Regions from separate parts of the Homo sapiens genome. Here region 1 is linked to region 2. Evidence: chromatin contacts called from ENCODE Hi-C or POLR2A ChIA-PET data. All regions are on one chromosome and are shown on one strand. Each heading gives the region's core, a stretch centred on a gene start or an enhancer-like site at or near the end of the contact. The rest is flanking DNA. Distances are from core to core; before and after follow the strand shown.

What was found. A loop is a pair of places that touch in the nucleus more often than their neighbours do. ChIA-PET counts read pairs that join two places held with the same protein, here RNA polymerase II (POLR2A). Pooled maps may share reads with other maps.
Region 1: a map of GM13976 shows a loop between it and region 2 (2.3-fold over the local background). The contact joins the promoter of LINC01252 here to the enhancer-like site in region 2. A Hi-C loop is called at or near these places in 2 of 168 maps with a recorded cell type or tissue (GM12878 and GM13976), 25 of 37 single-sample maps with no recorded cell type and 14 of 50 pooled maps. POLR2A ChIA-PET finds 5 or more read pairs at or near these places in 8 of 52 experiments (GM12878, IMR-90, OCI-LY7 and 5 more).

The regions. Positions count from the first base shown.
Region 1 is chr12:11,546,287-11,550,528 of GRCh38, forward strand. It overlaps LINC01252 (long intergenic non-protein coding RNA 1252), which reads left to right and starts at 1,744. Exons shown (of 8, transcript NR_033890.1): 1 at 1,744-2,074; 2 at 3,304-3,435. The region is part of intron 2 of LOC124902877 (a long non-coding RNA gene); the gene reads right to left. It also overlaps the pseudogene RNU7-60P.
Region 2 is chr12:11,743,439-11,747,788 of GRCh38, forward strand. All of the region lies in intron 1 of ETV6 (ETS variant transcription factor 6), which reads left to right. Among named protein-coding and RNA genes, the nearest start is that of ETV6, 96 kb to the left of the region's middle. RefSeq lists enhancers at 20-69, 2,574-2,793. Within about 2 kb of position 2,798, at least 7 of the 41 ENCODE cell types and tissues checked have a DNase peak (open chromatin) inside an H3K27ac peak, as active enhancers do; they include GM12878, OCI-LY7 and PC-9, where a contact is called at or near this core.

The DNA of each region.
Region 1 (4,242 bases), core at 494-2,993, 200 kb before region 2:
TTCAGAACTCACTGCTGACTGGTGGAGAAGGTTGCAATTGCATTCAGTCCGAATCTCTGAACATATTATTTAGAAATATTAGCTTATCCAGCTGCCTACGGAGCTTCCCATCTGGGCTTTCAGTTGCTACATTCTCTAAAGCCGTATCTGACCCACACCTTACTAACACTATGTGCTTCTACAGCATTCACCCAGTGTTACAGCTCTTTTAGAATCTGTCTAGCAGGTTTTCCAGTCTTCACTGGAAAGCCCTTGCCCCCAAATATAAAAAAATAATAAGGCATTCACCCCTGAACTTTAGCAGGGCTTCCAATCGCCTTTAAGCACTCATTTAAAAGAAAAGTCTTTTATTCCCTTATAATAGTATTAAATCATTAGCAAATGATTCTCAAAACTATTTTTTGAGTGCTCTCTTCTGTGTGAGAATGTAGGAAATGATGACCAAGTATACGAAGTTGGACATGCCTAGTCCCAGGTGGCCTTTTCCTATTGGCACAGCTGCTGGCATTCACCCGTGCAAGCTTCTAGCTTGCTTGTCTATGTCTGCAGCTTGATTTTACAGGCTGCTCATTGTAAGAAAAGAAAACGATTTGAGGGCTGCTTTTCATTAAAAGGAAAACCTTACTGAGGACTTCCTTACCCTCACTATCTGCCTAAATAATTTCTTCTTAACTCCTATATCACTTATAAGAGGAGAAAGCAGACACACAGGGGGAACTCAGTGTGACAGCACAGGCGGAGCCTGGAGGGATGCCCAGGAATGCCAAAGAGACGCACAGACTGGTTTCTCTCTCACAGCCCCCAGAAAAACCTAACCCTGCCAGTGAGAGGTGACAGCGTGCTGGCAGTCCTCACAGCCCTGCTCGCTCTCGGCGCCTCCTCTGCCTGGGCTCCCACTTTGGCGGCACTTGAGGAGCCCTTTAGCCCACCGCTGCACTGTGGGAGCCCCTTGCTGGGCTGGCCAAGGCCGGAGCCGGCTCCCTCAGCTTGCAGGGAGGTGTGGAGGGAGAGGCGCGGGCGGGAACAGGGGCTGCGCGCGGTGCTTCCGGGCCAGCGCGAGTTCCGGGTGGGCGTGGGCTCGGCGGACCCAGCACTCGGAGCGGCAGGCCGGCCCCACCAGCCCGAGCAGTGAAGGGCTTATCACCTGGGCCAGCAGCTGCTGTGCTCAATTTCTCGCCAGGCTTTAGCTGCCTTCCCGCGGGGCAGGGCTCGGGACCTGCAGCCCGCCATGCCTGAGCCTCCCCCACCTCCGTGGGCTCCTGTGCAGCCGGAGTCTCCCCGACAAGCGCCACCCCCTGCTCCGCGGAGCCCAGTCCCATCGACCACCCAAGGGCTGAGGAGTGCAGGCACACGGCACCGCACTGGCAGGCAGCTCCACCTGCAGCCCCGGTGGGGGATCCACTGGGTGAAGCCAGCTGGGCTCCTGAGTCTGGTGGGGACGTGGAGAACCTTTATGTGTAGCTCAGGGATTGTAAATACACCAATGGGCACTCTGTATCTAGCTCAAGGTTTGTAAACACACCAATCAGCACCCTGTGTCTAGCTCAGGGTTTGTGAATGCACCAATGGACACTCTGTATCTTGCTACTCTGGTGGGGACTTGGAGAACCTTTGTGTGGACACTCGGTATCTAGCTAGTTTGGTGGGGACGTGGAGAACCTTTGTGTCTAGCTCAGGGATTGTAAACGCACCAATCAGCGCCCTGTCAAAACAGACCATTGGCTCTACCAATCAGCAGGATGTGGGTTGGGCCAGATAAGAGAATATAAGCAGGCTGCCCGAGCCAGCAGTGGCAACGCGCTCGGGTCCCCTTCCACACTGTGGAGGCTTTGTCCTTTCGCTCTTTGCAATAACTCTTGCTACTGCTCACTCTTTGGGTTCACACTGCCTTTATGAGCTGTAACACTCACCGCGAAGGTCTGCAGCTTCACTCCTGAAGCCAGCGAGACCACGAACCCACCAGAAGGAAGAAACTCCAAACACATCTGAACATCAGAAGGAACAAACTCCGGACACGCCGCCTTTAAGAACTGTAACACTCACGCGAGGGTCCGCGGCTTCATTCTTGAAGTCGGTGAGACCAAGAACCCACCGATTCCGGACACACCAGCACCCGGATCTCAGACCTCTGGCCTCCGGAACTGTGAGAGAGTAACTTTCTGCTGTTTTAAGATACCCAGCTTGTGGTCATTTATTACAGCAGCCCTAGCAAACGAACCCAGTGTGGTTTGCAACTTCAGTTATAGCATCTACCATCAGCCCAATTCAAAAGACCATTTATTTAATCAGCAACGTTTCCCCCGTCACTCCTTATGGGGCAGTATCCACTGTAGGCTACTGATTCTACTTAGTGCTTTAAGTCAGCGTTGCCAGAATCATACTGAAACACATACCTGGGGCTTCTAGGGCATCTCCTAGTCAGCCTTGTCAAAATCAACAGTTTTGAAAATACGCTCTATGGCAGTCCTGAATTCCACAGGGGTGGAATTCAGAGCCGCTCTCCTCTTGTTTGTCGTATTTTATAAAATGGATATTTAATTCTGTTTCACTATTTGCTTTCATTACTAAAATTTCCCAAAATACATGAAAATAGAGGGTACTCGAAAAACCCAACTTTAAATAAAATAACCGTGAGTATTCTGCCATACTTGTTTCTGTGTTAATATAAGAATTTATTTGAAGAGTTCTGCTATAATGTTTTTAAATACTGGTTTCAATAACTCTCTTCCAATACAGATTACACTTTGTTAGCTCCAATAATTGCTGCATGGTGAATTTAGTCTATTGAAAAGGAAGTGTCAGGTCTGAGTGCCAATTATTGTACTTGACCCAAGGTAACTCTCTTTCAAGGTACTGCGTTGGGTTCCCACTGAATTATTTTACCACATTCGAAATCCTTCATCAGAAATTCAATGTCTTTTATTATGATACATGAAATGATCTAATAAATCTCACTGCACACTGTTACTTTGATTTCTCCAATGAACCACACCTCTCAGAATGCACGCCCTTGTATAGTCCCCTCTCATGGTGACAGCAGGCTTAGCCTTGTGACTAGCTTTGACAATGGGGATATTAGCAAGCATGATGCAAGTGGATTCTGATAAGCTTGATGCTGTATTTATTTGCTTTGGCTGCCATAATAAATGATCACAAACTGGGTATCTTAAAACAGCTCCTTTTTCAGATGTTTCTCCACATTCTTCCAAGGCAAAAAGAAAAGAAAAAGAAATACACACAGACACATACATATATGTTTCAGTTCAATAAGTTTTTGTTGTGTTTTGTTTTGTTTTGTTTCAGACAGAGTCTTGCTCTGTCGCCCAGGCTGGAGTGATGAGGCGCGATCATCACTCCACCTGGGCTCACTGCACCTCCGCCTCCCGGGTTCAAGCGATTCTCCTGCTTCAGCCTCCTGAGCAGCTGGGATTACAGGTGAGTGCCACCATGCCCAGCTAATTTTTGTATTTTTCTTAGTAGAGACAGGGTTTCACCATTGTTCGTCAGGCTGGTCTCGAACTCCTGACCTCATGATCCACCCACCTCGGCCTCCCAAAGTGCTGGGATTACAGGCGTGAGCCACCGCGCCCAGCCTCAATAAGTATTTATTAAGTGTATAACACATGGCAGAAACTGTGCTAGATACTGAAACTATAATGGCAAAAATCAATTCCTGTCCTCTGAATTGGTTACCTAGTAGAGAAGACAGACATGTAAACAAATATAGTGGAGAGTGACATAGGCAATAATAAAACTATGTATAAGAAATCCAATTAGTATGGATAATTAACAACTAATGGTTGGAAAGAAGTGTCAAAAAAAGCTTCTTAGATACAGTGACACCTGAGCAGGATTTCTAAGGGTGCACTGGGGAAAGAGGTTCATAAATCAAGGGAGCATCATACTGAAATGGTAGTGATGGAACATGGTATATGCAGACAACTACAAAAATTCACTTCTACTGATAGTCCAAGGGAGGAAGGCATGAATATGAGAATGGAGGTATGGACAGAGGCCAGGTCAGGGTAAGTTAGAGAGCTTACTTAACCTTGTAGAAAATGACGAGCCATTGGAGACTTTAAAGAGAAATAACATAGTCATATTCTTGTTGTGAAAGATCATCTGGGCTGCTATGTGCAGGACAGATTACCAGGAACAAAACCAGAAGCACCTGTTCAAGCCTGAATTCTAGTCACAGAAGTAAAGCTGAAGAGGAGAAAATGGATGTGAGCAATATCCAAA
Region 2 (4,350 bases), core at 1,548-4,047:
CCCAGCCTTCTTCCTTACAGATGGGGGTGAGGGTTGGGGTATCCCTTAGAGCCTGGTGTGTCTTCATACAAACAGCTTTGCTGGGGCTGCCTAGAGCCTGGGCCAGCAGTGGGGTAGTATCAAGTACAGGGCATTATTCAGCGGTTCTCCACACTCTCCTCATTTGAATGAGAATATAAATCTTCTCCCCTGGCTCTCATGTCACATCTTTAAAACCTCAAGTTTCTTATTAGGCATGTGTGGTCCATTTAAGCTCTAGACATTTCGAAAAGATAAATCACAGGGCAAAACATCTTTCTAGTTTTGAAGGAGGTCTGAGTTGCAGCTCGCTGGGGTTGTGAGTCTGAGCCGTCGCTTTTCTTTCTCTTCCTTTTACAAGACTTCCAGGATATAGCCGTTAAAGAAGGACACAAAAAAGAGCAAAGCCCTCAGTGATGCTGTGGCACAAAGAAGAAAGCTACTTGAGGAGGAGGCGAAGGGTTTACGAAGAGGCAAAGAATGCAGGTGAAGGGAGGGAGGAGTTAATAGTTAAGGCTCAGGTTCCAAGCCCTTTGGGCTGCCAGTGTCTGCAGGAGCCTTGCTTTCATCCTTTCCTTCTGCCCAGGTTTTAAGTCTCATGAGTTAAAACCTGGGGAAGCTCCCACCCCAGGTCCACTGTGAGGGAACGTACAAGAACAGTCACGTGGCAATAGTACATGCCTGGAAGGTATCTCTCATTTGGGGGGAGATTGAGAAGCGCTGTCTAATGGTGCCCTTGATACAACTAAATAGCAACTGTCTCAGTTCATTACTTGTTAGCCCCAGGCAGGGACAACGCAGATTGGCTAATTATAATAGCCAGACCATTAAAGGGAATAGCATTAATGGAGGAGAAAGCAGCTAATAAAGAGCTGAACTTGGCCACTTTGTTGTGCCCAGGATACAAGCTGCTGTTAATTTCAGTACCTGTTTCTTCTGCTGTTAGAACTAGGAAGAAAGGATTTAGTGACCCTCTTTCAAAAGGTGGATCACAAGCTTAGAGGCATTGCTGGATAAATTCAACAGCAAGACTTTATTTCTTCCCCAGAGGTGACGTCTGATGGTTCTGTATAAATAAAGTCACACCACCTTTCTTATGCTGAATTGATGCTGCTGACCTGCTGTTAGTAGGACATGCACTTTTATGGCGTTTCCAGGAGTGGTGATGTGTGTTGCTGAGCTCATCTAATCTCTGCTTTGAGCAAAGGCAATCCTCTATATCATGGCAGGGATTAGAGGTATAGCCTGGGGCTGCAGAATGGTGTGATTTAAATTTTCCCATGCAGGTTCAAAGCTTGTAACTTTGCCTGCGTGTACATCCACACTGGGTTCCAGCCACATGAACTGGGCCACCTTCATAGACCTCCCTGGTAACCACAGCCTGACGTGACAAGGAATCACAGTTTTACTTTCCGCTTACTATCCATGTTAGAAATATCTAAGGAAATTCAGGAAAAAAAAAAAAGAGAGAATTTCATGGCATGTCAAGAATGGAAAGTATCTTAATTAAAATGTTTTAAAATGGGAACAATAAAGAAGTCGATTTAAGTTTTTTGCTTTGGTGCTTGTCTTTAAAGAAATTGCTCCTAATTCTAGAAACTAGTGCTTTTTCTAATTATATTCAGTAGAACCCTAGGATCCTGTGAGGAGGCATAGGGGAGTAATTGATAAAGAAGGGGACTGTGGTGTCCGTGTTTTATTTGGAGCTGTTCTACCCACACTGTAATTTATAAGCTCTAACTTACCAGGGGAGATAAGATTGTATAGAACCAGCATCTTGCAGTTATACGGAACCTTTAAGTTCTCCTACTCCAGCTCCTTCCCAGTGCAAGCACGTGTTTTAGAGTAACTGTTCAGCCTCAGCATTAAGTCAGCTTTAGGAGAACAGTAAATCGCCCATTTATCTGGAGACTTCAGCTGTTTGAAAGGCCTTCCTTCTAGTGCATCGGTATCTGTTGCTGGCTCTGTCCTCTGCTACTACAAGCAAGCCTTGAGTCTCTCTTAGACTTGTCCTTCCTATATTTGAAGACATCTCCGAGAAGATTTTAAATCTTTTTTCCCCCACAGGCCACATATATCCTTAATGCCTTCATCCATTCCCCTCTTGGGAATGTGCATCTTTGGGCCATTGGAGAGGTCTTGCTTGGACTGCGGCCACTGTGATTTCTGGGGGCAGACTCAGCTCCTTCTTGGTGTAGAGATCTGCCCACTATAGGCACCAAATAGATGTTGGCAGGCTTCTTTCCTCCTTACTGCTTCTATTTATCTCACCTGTACTTTTAGATTTGCTGCTCTTGGGTAAGCAGATAAGAACAAGGGAAATGTCTTCCGTTGTTGTTAAAGACAATGTTAGGATAGAAAGTAATATGTTTGTACTCAAAAATGCCCAGTGAGATTTCTAGCCACGGCCAAGTTATCATTTGCATAAGCAACCTGGAAATGCCCTCTTGGTCCTACTGATTGTGTCCCATGGTTAATGTAGATCCCTGGATAAATTCGAATGGCTACTCCTGCTCAGGGGTCATGCCATGAGAACTTTTCTCATACATCAGATAGAGTCCCCTTCCGTCAGCTGAATGCATTTACCCCTCAGTCTGTGCTACCCATAGGATAAGCAACATGCATAAGAAGGTAGGTGCCTTGGCTTAGGCAGCTCTGTTGAGTCACCCTCAAGAATCCTGCTGGAATTCTGTGAGGAGTGAGGATGCAGAGCAACGAAATATTCGAAGGCTGCTATGATTTTTACAAGCTTGAACCTGTCTCTTGGAATTCCCCATTGTGAAGTCATTGTTGACTGGTTGGCATTATAAAGCAGTTCAGAGAAGTAAAGTTAGATCAGTCTGCACGCAAATACCAGCCACACCATCTCCCAAGCTAGTGACTGGAACTGCGGTTTTCAAGTCAGTTTCCTCATTGCGGAATGGAGATAACGATGCCTTCCTTGCAGGGTCATTGTGAGGCTGAAATAAAATAAAGGCTTCATGGGAACACATACCACATGCTCACTTAATGCTAGCTCTCTTTCCTGATTGTGGCAGTGACTGTATTTTCCAGCTACAATTGTGACACGTGTTCTGAGAGGTGTTAAGTATTTATATACAACTACCCATATGTATTTATGGGTAAAAGGACACGGAACTTTAAATATTGAGACCATCCTGGAAATTCTAGGATGTATGATTGCATAATTTGTAATGCCTGCTATAGGCCTAGCCTCATAGTTGACCCTTGATGGATGCTGAAATATTTCTTAATCATAGGGAGAAAAAAAACTCAATGACCTTTTACAGAGATGTTTGATTGCAGGGCTTATTGCTAATGCTCTCTCTCTCTCTTTTTTTTTTTTTTTTTTTTTTTAATCTCACTATGCAAAGATAATACAGGTCTGGGTAAGAGGAAGACTTAAGATGCTTTGACTTAATTGTATCTGCTTGACAGAAGCAATATACTGCCTTCTGATTTTAGGATGTAACCATCCAGAAAGGCAGAAGAAAGGGACAATTTCAGTTCTAAACAGGAATCCGAATATCTCACGTCCTGAACCATCTACATAAACTAGAGAAAGGGCACTCCTTAAGACTGGTGAAGCGGGCTCCTTGGAAGATCCCCACAGCAACATTGAGTTTGGTTTGTCTGGCGTACCCTCTCCCCAAGGGCTGAGTGGGCCATCTGGGTAACCTAGAGAGGAGACTTCAGATGCTAGGAGTATAGTTCCTACCCATCCTCATTTTCACAGGGTACACTCATTTTTTTCCCCTTGGAAGTACTGATATGTATTCTGCAAGATGAATGTTGAGACCCAAACACCATTTGGCTTGTAAAAATTAATGGCTTAGCATCCAGAGGGATGTTGCTTTCAGGGCAGGGGGGACACTGGACACCAAGAAGAAAGCCAGCTTGGGCCCCTATACCATCTTGGATGTCTAAACCATCTTCTGGTAACTCTCTGGATGAAAAGAAATCATGAACTTCACTTCTGTGATTTGGTGGATGTGGATTTTGCTACATCAAAATTTGCATTTGAGTCTCTGTGGTGTTCTTTCTAGCCGAGATGCTAGGGTATGCTCTTTCTTTCTGGGGAGATTCCAAAAATGTTACTCTCTGTGGCTGTGTGTACAATGTCTATTTAGAAAAGAAGACTGGCATTTGCATCTTCTCTCAAATTCTTTACGTTTGTCTCACTGAATTTTGGAGTGGACAAAATATTCAATAGCTTTTTTCAAGTGAAAAAAATGTCGACTTTCAAGAGTGTATTACTTTAGGTTCTTGTGTATATCTGTGCTTTCCTGGTGGCAGAAACCTAGAAAACTCTAGAGCTCAAATTTCAGCGTA